2 separate regions of the Homo sapiens genome follow, and region 2 is linked to region 1. Evidence: read pairs that join two places in POLR2A ChIA-PET (ENCODE). Cell type or tissue: PC-3. All regions are shown on one strand. Each heading gives the region's core, and the rest is flanking DNA. Links, peaks and the distances in the headings are about the cores only.

What was found. ChIA-PET counts read pairs that join two places held together with the same protein. Peaks named below come from ENCODE experiments on the same cell type or tissue, not always from the same donor. Only the 100,000 strongest peaks of a DNase experiment are listed, where the experiment ranks them.
Region 2: POLR2A ChIA-PET joins it to region 1 with 5 read pairs; 2 of 35 experiments call an interaction of 5 or more read pairs at or near these places.

What each region holds. Positions count from the first base shown.
Region 1 is chr11:79,053,052-79,060,108 of GRCh38, forward strand. The region is part of intron 6 of TENM4 (teneurin transmembrane protein 4); the gene reads right to left. Among named protein-coding and RNA genes, the nearest start is that of TENM4-AS1, 37 kb to the right of the region's middle. RefSeq lists an enhancer at 6,630-7,057. In PC-3, for the core only: a CTCF peak has its summit at 3,310; a DNase peak (open chromatin) is centred at 1,840.
Region 2 is chr11:78,904,438-78,911,494 of GRCh38, forward strand. The region is part of intron 6 of TENM4 (teneurin transmembrane protein 4); the gene reads right to left. Among named protein-coding and RNA genes, the nearest start is that of TENM4-AS1, 190 kb to the right of the region's middle. In PC-3, for the core only: no CTCF peak of the experiment used is centred there; a DNase peak (open chromatin) is centred at 3,374; H3K4me3 peaks cover 1,194 bases; H3K27ac peaks cover 4,259 bases.

The DNA of each region.
Region 1 (7,057 bases), core at 1,186-6,185:
TCTAGGAAACTCAGACTAAATCAGGTTTATTAAGACAAGAAGATAGTAATTATATATACAAACAAACTCTTTATAAACAAAATCTGATAACCAGTTGGGCACCCTCTAAAGGATTCTTAAAGTCAAAATTTGGCAGAGGCGGGACTTGAGGTTCTTGACAAGTTCATGGTTAGTTAGTTATTCAGGGCAAATGCATTATGAATGTGGGTTCCAGCCTGACCTGCAGCTTTATTTATTTAAACTGCTAGTAATTCAAAGCTAAAGGCAATTGTAGTCTTCTCAAGAACAAGATCACTCTAGATGTCATGTCTGTTCTTACCTGAATCAGAGAAGGCATTTGTCACCTTTAACTTCTCCCTGCTTAAAATTTCCCTGTGGTTCCTATCACCTTCAGGACAAAGGCTGAACCCTTGAGCCAGCAATTCAGAACCATCTCCTGCTATGATGCAACCCAGCTCTCCTCTCTGGCCTCATCTTTTCTTAATCTCACAGGCTTTAGCCATAATAGATCTTTGCTGTTTCCTAAATAGTCTCCACCAGCCAGAAGTCAGACCCATGTTCTCTGTCTGCAGTCCAATGCCCCTTTTCCTGATTGCTGCTGCTTCCCACCATCAGAGGAAGCCAGGCTTGTCACTTTGGGGAGAGTTTTGGGAAGGTCTGGTCATCCCTAAGGGCTCTTCCTGAAAGAGATATTTTGTGGGGTATGGGTAATTGCTGCCTCCTGGGCTTCATGTATCAAACCCATATAAACTCCTGGAGTCCCTCTTCATCCTTTGCTTCCTATGCTCCCTTCCAGACTGAAGTCAAAGGAAAGCAACCAATTACTATACAGTGCTCTGTCCATCTGCCTGGGTTGATTAGTGTGAAATTAAATTTGTGGTAAGGATCTATGGGTTGGAAGAAGCCAGATTTCTCTTGACATGCTAGTTTCATGTTGTGCCCATTGCTATCTGCTCTGGGTTCCTCTCCAGTTGCCTTTGTGCTCAGTGGAGAGATCCAGGTGGGTGCGTGAACCCAGCTTATGCCTCATCTAGCCCCTGTATCTTCCTAAGTCAGCTCTCCCTGTTCGGGGATGCTTTTCCTGCTGTCCCCACAGCCCATAGTTACTCTACGGCTTATTAATCATCCCAATGACCATTTACATAGGAGGGAACTGGGAGAGGAGAGAGGAGAGATGTACAGGTTCTACAAATTAGGGATTCCAGCTTTATCACTGTACAAGCTGTGTGACCTTGATTAAGCCTCTGATCCCGGAGTCAATCTTCTTTCAGCTGAATCATGAGCCCCTGCCCAGATACTTAGTCATTCTCAGAAAGGGGATCCTAGAAATACTAGGCCAACAGTTTTTGACCAAGACTTTTACATCATGAATCATGGAGTTTTTGAGCTAAGGGGTCCTTGAAGGAAGGGAATTAACATTCACAAGGTCCAGGCATATTCCAGGTACCATCTTTTTTTTTTTTTTGAGACAGGGTCTTGTTCTGCTGCCCAGGCTAGAGTTCAGTGGTGTAATCATAGCTCACTGCAGCCTCGATCACCCAGGCCCCTACCTCAGTCTTCTGAGTATCTGGGATTTCAGAAGCACACCATCATCCTTGGCTATTTTTTGTTGTTGTTATTTTTAGTTCAAGCGATCCTCCCGCCTTGGCCTCCCAAAGTGCTGAGATTACAGGCATGAGTCATGGTGCTTGGCCCCCAGTTACCATCTTTTAAGCTTGTTTTTACTAAAACCTATAATAATAAATATATTTTACATGACAGTTGACTGCATGTATTGTGTGTAAAGTGTAACTGACTGGCTGGGTGCAGTGACTCATGCCTCTAACACCAGCACTTTGGGAGGCTGAGGTGGGTGGATCATCTGAGGTCAGGAGTTCAAGACCAGCCTGGCCAATCTGGTGAAAGCTCATCTCTACTAAACAAACAATTAGCCAGGCGTGGTGGCAGAACCTGTAATCCCAGGTACTTGGGAGGCTGAGGCAGGAGAATTGCTTGAACCCAGGATGCAGAGGTTGCAGTGAGCCAAGATCGCGCCACTGCACTCCAGCCTGGAAAACAAGAGTGAAACTCCATCTCAAAAAAAAAAAAAACCTGTAACTGGAATAAAAAGTTTACAAAATAATACTTATCTTCTATGTGCCATACACTTTATTCTGCTTCTCTCTATTCTATCTATTATATTATTATTATTACTAATTTATTTATTTTGAGATGCAGTCTCACTCTGTTGTCTAGGCTGGTGTGCGGTGGCATGATCTTGGCTCACAGCAACTTCTGCCTTCCAGATTCAAGTGATCCTCCCACCTCAGCTTCCTGAGTAGCTGGGACTACAGGCACACACCACCACACCCAGCTAATTTTTGTATTTTTAGTAGAGTAGGGGTTTCACCATGTTGGCCAGGCTGGTCTTGAACTCCTGACCTCAAGTGATCTGCCTGTCTCGGCCTCCCAAAGTGCTGGGATTATGGGCGTGAGCCACTGTGCCCAGACTATTTATTATTATTTTAAATGATGTTGCTGAGCTATAAAATTTATTTCATGATTGGTTGACCCATAGTTTTGAAAACACTGTCCTGCTCTTTCACATGCATGATCACCTTCCATCCTTATTACAACTTTAGGAGGTAGACAGTTATTCATTCCCAGGTTGCAGATGAAGAAACTGAGTTTCTCCGTTTCTTCATCTCAGTGAGATCTAGTAATTCGCACAAAGTCACTCAATTCCTAAGTAGCTGAGTTGGGATTCCAAGTTTGACTCCAAAGCCTATCCTCCTTCCAAGTTATCTCACTGTCTGAGATTCCACTGACCTTTTTCGGCTGATGGGGAAACTATGATAATGCTCAGAGAGAAGTGACTAGGTCAAAGTCACACTAGGACTAGTGACACAGCCTAAAATTGAAACCAGATTCATCCCTGGACTCCACACATCTGGCACTGGAACTAGGCTCCCATAGGCAGGAAGCTCCTTTCCCAATGTTGGTTATACTCTTTCTTCCTTGAAGTCATCCTGGGTCAGATGAAGTTCAAGCAGCCTCAGAAACCACTCTTCTTGGACAAAGCTGAGCTTACTGACAGGGAAAAATGCTTCTGAAACATCTTTCGGTAGGAAGTTTGTCATCATGCATGTTGTTGCCTCCACTGGAATTGAAAATCGTGTTGTCTCAAATTAAAAACAAAACTCTCATTTGCTGTACCTCTCTGCACACTCAGCAGGTCTCAACCCAGTTTCGGGAATGCAATCTGTCTTAATTTACCATGGCTCTGAGCCTTCCTTTTCCTCCCTTTCCCTTTCAGAAGCAAGGTGCTGTTGTGTTAGTATGTGCTGCCACCAGGGAGAGTCACAGAGCTTGCCAGCAGGAAGCGGTTATGGGGTGCATTTAATCTGGGCCAGGACTTCTTAAAGGGACTCCTAAGAACAACAAAGCTAGTAGCCGTCAGTGTTGGCTCCCAGATCACAGGCAATTCCAGCCAATTTCGTGCTATGCGGAGGAGGCCCCAGGTCAAACTTCACTAAGGCAGCTTGAGGCAACCAAGCAGAAGGAAAGGCTAAAATTATGGCTTAAAGGGAAGCTGAGATTGTATCAAAAAATGATGGTTCCAAGAGTCTCATGTGGAAGATAAGGCAAGGCTGGGTGAGGGAGTCAGGCACCAAGGTCAGAAACCAAGATGATCTGCAGCAGGATGGAGCGTGGTGGGAGGAGTGGGCAAGGGATATGGCTCATCACCAAAGCTGTGGACTAAGAACAAGAAAGCACAGGGTATGGCATGGGACAGGCCATGGCTAAAGGACCCGGAACTGGGCCAAGGTAGCTGTGAGGCTGGGAGAAGGATCAGGGGCAAGCCCCCCGTCCTTACAGTACTGGCAAGCCATTTTGGTCACAGAATTTAAGAGTCTTGAAGTCATCCTCAATGCTAACAAGATGGTGGGGAGGAGCAGGGAAGAGAAAGTTCTATCCCCATCCACAGGTACAGGTACTACCCTCACTGCCACACCTCAGTGAACTACAACCCTTGCCCATTCCTCACCTATGGCTCACTCTGACCTGAGCACCTGTTGTCTCTCTCCTGGATGACTGCAATAGCTGCCTACTTCAGCCTTTGCCTGTTAGTCTACTCTCAACACAGCTTCCAGAATCATCCTGTTCAAGTATTAGTCAGACCTCATCACTTCTCCACTCAGAACCCTCCGTGGCTCCCCTGCACTGGCCTGCACACACCCCTACTCCCTCCCCTCTTTGGCCTCCTCTACCATCTAGCCACTCTGGCCTCCTTGCTGCTTTTCAAACTAGCCACACACACACTCCTGCCTTAAGGCCCTAGCACCTGCCCTTCCCTCTCCCAAGATTGTTTTACTTCCAGACATCCTCACAGCCTGCTCCCTCACCTACCGCAAGGCTATGTTCAAATGTCACCTTCTCTGTGAAGCCTTCTCTGGCTACCATCTTTACAACTGCACCTCCCCATGACACTGCCCAGACTCACCCTGGGGACTTACTGTCCCCCTTTCCATAACAACTATTATAGAGAAACATCCTATGTTATTTATTTTTTACCTTGTTCATCATCAATTTTCCCACTAGAATGTATCTCCATGAGAGGGGGCAGTTTTGTCTGCTTTGGTCATTGCTGGAACCCCAGTATTTAAAACAGTGCCTGGTACATAGTAGGTGCTCAACAAATAGTTGTGGAATGACAGACAATCCAGCTAACTTGCAAACCTTACCTCCTAGTACACTCTGCCACCCTATTCCCAGTTGCACGCGCTTATGTCCTAGCCTCATATGACAAACCTTCTCTTGGTTTACCCCCAAGCTTTGCCCACATAGAATGTCCCCTCTTACCCCTCTTTGCCTGTTACAGTCCTTTCCAGCCCTCAAAACCTAGGGGCCAGCACTTCTTCCATAAAGCTTTCTCAGATACCTTCTGATGGGATATTTCTCTTAATCCTCTAAAACATGTACTTCAAATGTCATTTTTCTAGCATGTCATAATTTGAGAGTGGCCCAGTATGATCTCTGGGTCCTGATCATTTCTAATAGGTTATGGGTTCAATTTCTTTTCTGGAAGTTTCTAATATTGACAAAGAAGTTTATATTCTGGATATAGCTAGAAGCATCTCTAGCATCTATATTTTTTGGGTTGAGCTAACATGAACGTGTCTCTATAAAACAAAAAAGACTGTAGAACACGGTGGTCAAGAAGGATAATGGGCCAGGTGCGGTGGCTCACGCCTGTAATCCCAGCACTTTGGGAGGCTGAGACGGGCAGATCATAAGGTCAGGAGATCGAGACCATCCTGGCTAACACAGTGAAACCCTGTCTCTACTAAAAATACAAAAAAAATTAGCCAGGTGTGGTGGTGGGCGCCTGTAGTCCCAGCTACTGGGGAGGCTGAGGCAGGAGAATGGCATGAACCCTGGAGGCGGAGTTGCAGTGAGCTGAGATCGTGCCACTGCACTCCAGCCTGGACGACAGAGTGAGACTCCATCTCAAAAAAAAAAAAACAAAAAAAAGGATAATGGACACTGTAGTAGGATGGATCTGGATTCACACCCTGGCTCTGACATTTACTAGCTATGCACCCTTCAATGAGATAACCTAACTGCTCCAAATCTCTGTGTCCTTGGCTAGAAAATGAGGGAAGGTTAAGAGTTGGTGGGCTTGTTGTCTCCAAGGTTCTTTCTAGCTCACAGATTCCGAGAGGCTCAGAGGCTCTGGCTCTACCAGGCTCTCCTCAGTCCTCTTGGGAGCCTGGGGGCAAGCAGCAGAGTAATCAAATGTGGGGCCCAATCCCTACCCTAGTGGATGGGACCTAACTTCCCATTCTAGAAGATGGTGTCCCATTGTACAATGAGTTGGGTTGCTGCAGTATTTTGACCACTTTGGGACTTAATGATAGATATTCTTATAGATTTTTAAAACCAAGTCTCTTGGGTATGGGGCCAAGGAGAGCAGAGGATAAATGGAGTTAATTGGTAATGAGTTCCTTTCTCACTGTGCTTTGGAGATGCTCACCTAATCTACTGACTCTGAATGAGCAATTTGGCTGCCTAATTAGGTTAACCAATAATTTCCCTTTTGACACCAGGCTGCTTGACAATTTGGGGCAGGGGTAACTGTGATTCTGTTTCATTGTTTCCTTTCAAAGTAGGTTTCTTAATTTGCCTCTGGGATTAAATCATGTACATTCTTACTGTTCCCCAGACCCATCATGCTTCTGCGTGCCTCCAAGCCTTGGGTCATGCAATTGTCTCTATTGGGAATGCCTCTCTCAGATCCCTCACACTCAGTGAAATCCTACTAGGCTTTCAAGCCCCATGCATAACATGAGTGGAATGAAGGAATGAGCCTCTGCACCCTCAGGGCAAAATGAACTGCTCCTTTATTGTCATCATCCAGCTTCTTAAAAAATTAATATTAATAGCTCCCGTGAATTAAGGCCCAACACAGACCTGACGCTTCACAAATGCTGTAGTACAGGCTCACGGCAACACTTCAAGGAAGGAAGATGGCATGCTGTTTTTGTAATTTTTTATCATGTGAAAAATACATAACAGTTAATCTTTTTAATCATTTTGAGGAATAGAGCTCAGTGGCATTAGTGTAGTCACATGGTTGTGCATCCATTACTCTTATCTCTGAACTTTTTCATTATCCCAAACTGAAAATCTGTACCCATTAAACAATAACTCCCCAACAGCCTCTTCTTAGTTCCTGCTAACCACTGATGTGCTCTTTTTAAAATGACAAAACTGTGGCTCCAAGAGGTGAAATGCCTTGCCCAAGATCTCAGAGCTTAGACTGGGGCAACCAGGACTTGAGGCCAGGTCTCCACATTGGACTCTGAAACTAGCATTCTTTTTCCACTCTGCAACACTGCCTGCTGCACCTCTATTAAAGAGCTGCAAGGTGGTCACAGCCCTGCCTCCCTCACCGGTCATCTAGAGTCCACATCCTAGAATCATGCTGCACACTGAAGGAGCTCAGCATAGCTGTGGGACAAATTACAGAATGAACCCACAAAAGACACTGTGTCAGCTTGACCCAGTGCTTGGG
Region 2 (7,057 bases), core at 1,285-6,284, 150 kb before region 1:
CTGTGGCCTGTGTATGTAAGGGCAGTGGTGAAATTTTAGATAGGGTGGCCACGTAACGAGAAAGATGACTTTTGAATAAAGTGAGCCATGCTGGGGTCCGGTGGTTAAAAACCACTCAACATTTACTGAGCACATCGAATGTGCCAGAGTCCCGTTCTGAGCCTTCTACAAGTGTAAATTCAGCTAATTCTCACAACCACTGCAGAGTAGGGACTGCTTTTATCCCCAGTTTACAGATGAGAACATTGAGATACTTTATTTATTCCCTTTAATTATTCAGAACACCAGGTATCATCACCAATTTATAGATGAAAAACGTAGACTTGGAGCAGGTAAGTAAAGTGCCCAAGGGTTTGTGGCTAAGTAGGTGTTATTGGCAAAGAAAGAAAACAAATACAATTTCTGGTGATACCACAAATGAGGCAAGTTGTGGAGGTAAATCTTCACCATCCATCTAAGCTATGCTCACAGAAAGCCTAGTCTTTCAAAGCAGATGATATTATGCGGGTGGTGAAGAGGCCAAGAAATTAGATTCTAACCTAGATTCTACCACTTATTAACCACATGGGCATGGACAAGTCATTTAACCTCTTTAAGCCTCAGTTTTCTCATCTGTAAAATAGGGGAAATAGTTTATTTGGGGGATCACAGGGCTACTGTGAGATCAAATGAGGCAATTGGTAGGAAATAAATATTTCTGAAGTATTCTGCTTCCTTTGTTCCTCATGAGAATTCTGTATTTTATAGAGGAGACTAAGAATCAGAAAGAACAGCAATATTCCAAAAGCTGTGCTCTTCCTTGGATAGGGAGAAGGCTTTTTGGAAATCATCAAGCACAGTCAAGTATGAAGCACCATTAGTGTTATGGATTTTTTTAGTGTAAGATGCATCACTCTGCTTTTTGAGTAAATCAACCTTTTATGCCAAAGAGGTACAAAGCCAATCTGGTGGGGAATTCGGGAAAGGGGAGTTAGGGGTGGAAGGGAGAAAGAAACAGGAACCCCTCTAAGTGGATCACTTCCTTATTACAAGCTGCTACTTTCGGCATAAAGCCCACACCTGGCTTATTAATACAAAACCCTCCGGAATCCGATCCATGTCTTCCAGCCTCTTCTCCCATCAGCTCCATCATGCATCCTCCACTCCAGCCACATTTTTCCTCCGAGGCCAGGAGATGTACTGAGACCATCTGAATGGCCAAAACCTCAACTCCCACAAGGAGGGTCCCCAGGAAGGTGACAGAATGTGAATGGTACTCCCTGAAGATATGCAGTTCTGTAGTGCTGGACCAGAAGGGAACTAGCAAGGATGTTCCTTGCTGGGAAGGGAGAGAACCTGGCAGGCGAATACAACTTGTCCAGGCAGAGTGGTGTCCCACTCAGAGAACAGGGAGTATTGGACGAGAAAGAAGGTGAGAATGTGCAGGGTCATTTGTTTTGTCCAGCTGTCCTCAGGTGGCACTTCGGTGGAGACAGACAGAGCCTGGGACAGAAGCCAGCAGCAGAAGCAGCCTCTTGGGCTGACTGAATGTTCTTCCCAGCCTTGGCCTTTCAGGCTGCTGGCAGTAGTTCACCAGAGCAGTGGGAGGCAGTGGCTGAACCACTACTGTCCAATGGTTATCAAGAGGCCAGCAGAGAAGTGTGACCCAGTCCTTGCTCCTGCTCTGGTCCTAGGAGTCAACCTCATGGCATTTTACTTAATTGATATAGTTTCTGCTATGTATTGGAGCATCTGTAATGTGTGCTTTCAAACCCTTAACGTTTCTAATGCTCACAACAACCCTTCGGGGGCAGTATTTGTATTCCCATTTTACAGATGAGGACGCTGAGGCTTACAAAACTAGTCAGTTCTCATAAACACAAAAGCCAAATTCAGTCTACCAAACCATGGTGCCTTTGCATAAAACTTAAACACCTCCTGGAATGTCTGTCCATGGCTAAATGCAGGAAAAAGGTCCTCAGTGAAGACAGTAGCATCTGATGTCTGAGGCAGGCAAGCCTACAGACATTTGCTTTGTGACTAATGGGGACACCAGGCTCTGGCTTGATAAATGTTCAGGAGAACTGTCAAAAGTCCTGCAATGATGAAATTTTAAGTAAGATCACTGGTCCAGGTCTAAAAACTAACTTCTAAAAGGAAATTCTCCTATGGGGACAAGGAATGTTTTCTATGGGGACAAGGAATGTTCTGGGCCAAATCCTTTCTATCTTTTGAGCTCTCAGCTCAACTGCCTCCCCGTCCAGAAAGACTTCCTTGATCTGTCCTTTTCCTCTTGAATGCTGACAGCAGGCAACCCAGACCTCTCATTTTCATTTCCTCCCCAAGAGCATGCATACTGATGTCCACATGTTGCCTCCTCTGGGAGGTGTGAAAGTCCCTATCTTCTCTTCTCTGTGCTGGGTGAACACAGAGCCTAGAACTGAGCAGATGCTCAATTAAGTTTATTGAATGAATAGCCATGTGAATGGCCTGAGCTGTCAGTGCAAGCAAGTGAGGTTCATGTGGGGCAATTTGTGTGCAAAAAATCATAGTAGACCACTCTGGGCCTGCTAGACCATGGGTCTATGCAGGCCTTCACTTATTTGCCTGGAGCCAGAGTTGCAGAGGCTTGAGCTAGGCCCTTTATTTCCCTTCCCTCACCCTTTCTAGCTTGAGAATGTTAAGAAAGGGGACCTTGATGTTTCCTGGGTTCCCAAAGGAAAAGCTCTGTATTTGGGAGCTCAGCAATGGAAACCTCACTCACAAACCCCAGAAAGAAACATTAACTTCCCAAAGAGCAAATGTTTCCTCTGGTCTGAATGGACTCCTTTTTTTTTTTTTTTTTTGCTCCTATGGCCAGGAGGGAAGACAGAGGTGAGAGGCTACAGAGGAGACTTCTTTTATCCCCCGACAAATATGCACCCTCGTCTTTGGAGGGAATCTCAGAATCAGTTCACCCATTCAGCATTTATTGAATGCCTATTCTGTGCCAAGTATTGTACACTAGGTATTGGGAATAAAACAGTGAACAAGATAAACATGGCCTAAGAGAGAACTCTCTTATAGTTTCTATTTACTGGCTGGGTGACCTGCAACAACTCACTTCTCTTCGGTCCTTGGTCAGTGTGTGTGTGAAAGGGCACACTTTCCTACTTCACCACTTTCTGGAGGATGAAGAGCCATGGGTACCATCAACTCCTACTAAGCCCTGAGGGAAAGACCCATGTGTCATTTCTTTCCATATCCCCAGCGTCCGCACAGAGCTGTGCCTGATGCATGGTAGGCCCTCAGTAAATATTTACAGAATGTCGGGGAAAGAACAACAACTCAGGTAGTTGGGCTTTTTGCCTGCACAAGCAGTTGCTTCTCTCACGCTACCTGGGAGTACACATTGGTACACTTGCAAAGCTGTGATGGAAATTCCAATTTATACCCTCTTCTTACAGATATAGCTACCAAGTATATCTGTGAATCAAGCCCAAATGTGAGTCATTTTACTGCTATTTGTGCACACCACTGCCAGTAAAGGTCACTTGCTTACCTGAGTTTTGCAAGCCTGGTTTTCCAGGAAGTTTCTTTGCTTCCTACAAGTTCTTAAATATATTTGCAGTTACTAGTGTCCTCCAACACGTTAGGCAGTTTTCATTTTAGATGCACAGAAATCCTGAACACCGAAACCTCCTGGCTGCACCTCCCTGAACCAAGATCATAGTGAGGCTCCTTTACAATGCTGGGCAGAGCCGTATGTAAGAGAAAGAGACTCGGCTTTGGTGTCAGAGAGCCCTGAGTTCAAGTTTTGGCTCTGCCACTTAGAAGCTGTGTGACTGTCATCAAGTCACTTACTTTCTCTGGAGCTTTAGTTTTCTTATCACTAAATGGAAATAACGCCCACCTTATAGGATTGTTATGAGAATTAAAAGAGATAATGTATGTGAGTACTTAGCACCATGCTTGGAATATAGGAATTCTGAAAAATGGTAACTATTAATTCCACAATTACAATAAAGTCATGTTGAATGAATAAATCGCAAAGCCCTGAATCATCACCATGGTGATCACTCTTCAGCGTTTACAACAGGGGTTCCAAAGCAAAAAACCTTGAGAGAAAAAGAGCAGAACATATCTAACAGAAGTGTGATACTATTTTATTACACTGAATCCCACTCTGGACAACCTGCTGGCTCCTAGGAGCTCTAGTCGCAGGAGGGTGCCTGTAGCTGAACTTGCAGTTCAGAAACTGATGAGAATGGCTGTAGCCCTGACACTCAGAATAAAACCAGACACATGGGCTCACCATGTATTCAAAGATGAAAGCTCCTTTCTGCATTAGACTAGCATCTCAGAGCAAACCAGGCAGGGGCTGCTACCCAAATCCATACCTCTCTGCCCTGGGTTGAAGGTGTGCCATAAGGAGAAGGCCCTAGTGTTAATCAGCCAGGAATATTAAACAGCCCCTTGTTGTATGCAGGGACTTGATGGATTAAAAGATGGGGATAAGCCTCATCCTTGACAAGTAGTCAGTGGTTGGGAGGACAGCTGGCAAAGATACAAGAGCAGAGCTCGGGGATCTCACAGACCTAGACCTTAATTCTGTCTCCTACTGGCTACATTCACCTCTATGAGCCTCTAGTCATTCATCTATAAAATGTATATATAATAGTAATGGCAATAAAAGGAAGAGAAAGAATATGGACTACCGTAGGTTGAATACATAGAGATTGAGAAATAAAACAAATATGGTCCTTGACTTTGAGATGCTCATAGTCTAGTAAAGAAAATGGATATACAAACAGATATATACTACACAAACTGGTGATGATAAAATTACACATCAGCATCATCATCGCATACATTAGTTAACATTTACTGAGTATTTACTACTTGCCGGATACTTTCTAAGTACTTTGATTATTTAATCCTTATAACAGCTCTGTAAAGAAGGTACTGTTATTACTCCCAGTTTTGTAAATGAGGAAACTGACACATAAAGGCTAAGCAATTTGCCCAGGATTTCGAAACCTTTAATTGGTGGAGCCAGAATTTGAACTCAGGCAGTCTGCCTCCATAGACCCTACTGTTAAACATTCTTTTTTGTGTGCATTCAATGAGTGAATGCAGGTAAGGTGCTTACATCAAGGCCTGCCACATACTGAGCACTTTCCAAGTGTCGACCACAATAATTCTTATCGGCATACGCCACAGCCCCAGGGAGCACCACAGGTATGGAGGGCAGCTGCCAGACTGACTGTCAGGCTCAGGAAAGGTTTCTGAGAAGTGACATGAGACCTATGTCTGAGGGGCATTCTAGGCAGAAGATAATGCATGTGCAAGGGTTCAGAAGCAAGGCCAGCTGGGGACAGTTTTATAACTAGAGTGAAATGGCTATGTGAAAACAGTGGCTGCGGGTGAGGTAGAGACACTGGGGCAGGCCCAGGTGGTCACTTCCTGGAGGTGCCAGGCTAAAGACCTTGGCCTTTATCCAGAGGGTGGGGGGTCACATTAGTATGTGAGGAAGATTTCTGGTGGCCACGTGGAGGATGAACCAGGCCGGGACAGGCTATAAGAACCCCCTAGACTGATGGCAGGGTGCCTCCCTCGTGGAAAGATTCCAGTGGAGTCTACCACTATTCTTTTATAAGATCACATTCATGAGAAAAAGCCATAAACTTCCAGAGCTTTGGCTCAGGCAAGGAACTCAATCATGTCAATAGCCCTGTGATCTAAGGACAGCTCTGGCTCCAAGAAAGGGTGCCAGGCTGAGTGCCCACATCCAGCCCTGCAAATGGCAGACAGGTGCCTGAAGGTCTCCTTGCTACGGAGCTAATGATGACCCAAGCATACACTGCAGTCATTAATTGGGTCCTAAAGATTGTCAGATATGAAAGATGATGGTATTTAGTTATCATAAAACAAAAACTCCAGCTGCCTGAGAATGCCAACAGAAAGAGTTATTTGGCTTCCATTAAAATGCCATCGACTACCACTGACATGGGATGGTGATGTAGCAGTGCTGAGAGCTTAGCTAATGAATCTTGGCCTACACGACCAATTTATGAAGGCCGGAAAGCTCTTTATCAACACAGTCAGCAGTCGGAATCTGATAGCCTGACTTCCAGTCTCAGTTCTGCCTCCTTCAAGCTGTAGAATCTCAAGCACTTTATTTAACCTGAGTTTCAGTTTCTTCACTTGTCAAATGTGTATGAAAGCACCTTGCAAACTGTAAAGTCTTGTGCAAGAGTTAGAGAAAACAATCAGTATTATTGTTACCTGAACCTAGAATGGATCAAAACAATGAAGTCCACAATGTAACCACCAGTCTGAACATGAGGCTAGGGGTCACACTTTTTGTAGTGTTTTCTCTGCCTATTCACTCCTTCTCCGGACAAAATGGTTTCGGTTCATTCTCACTTTAGTCCTATGTCACGGCCAGTGCTCAAGGCTTCTAAACAGTATTTGGCCTGAAATCCCAGATGGACTCACACACAAGGAAGGGCCCACAGAGGACAGCAGACTGTGGGGCTTCCCTGGCTCCCCTTCCAGTATTCTGATGGGGAATAAAAAATAGCACCTTGAGGTCATAATATGGCTATTTCTGCTTCCTCATTCATTTAGTCAGGACAGAACTTTCGGTGAACACTCAGATTATTAAATTGCTTTGCATTTTACAAACAGTGATGAAGGGACAATGTATGAAAAAGCCTCATTGTATGATGCAGTGGTTTTTAAACAGGGGTGTATGGAAATGAGGAAGGGTGTTTTCTGGTTGTCACAATGGCTGGGAAGCACAGCTGGCCTTTGGCAGGAGGTGGCCAGGGAGGCTAGCTGCATGCAATGACTGGGACCAGTGATCCCAGGGGATATGTACTCCAGTTACAGTAGGATGGGTAAACAGCTACTGTAAGACTTTATTCTCTGTTTGCCTCCTCCAGCCCCATCCTTAGTTCCAGACCATTCTCTGCCTTTCTGTGTCCCAGGAGGCTGACTCCTAAGGACTGCATCACCTGGGCTCCCTTGCCCACTGGCTTCTGGATAGGTTTGGCTAATGGTGAGCACAGCAGGACACTGAAAGGTAGGAAGA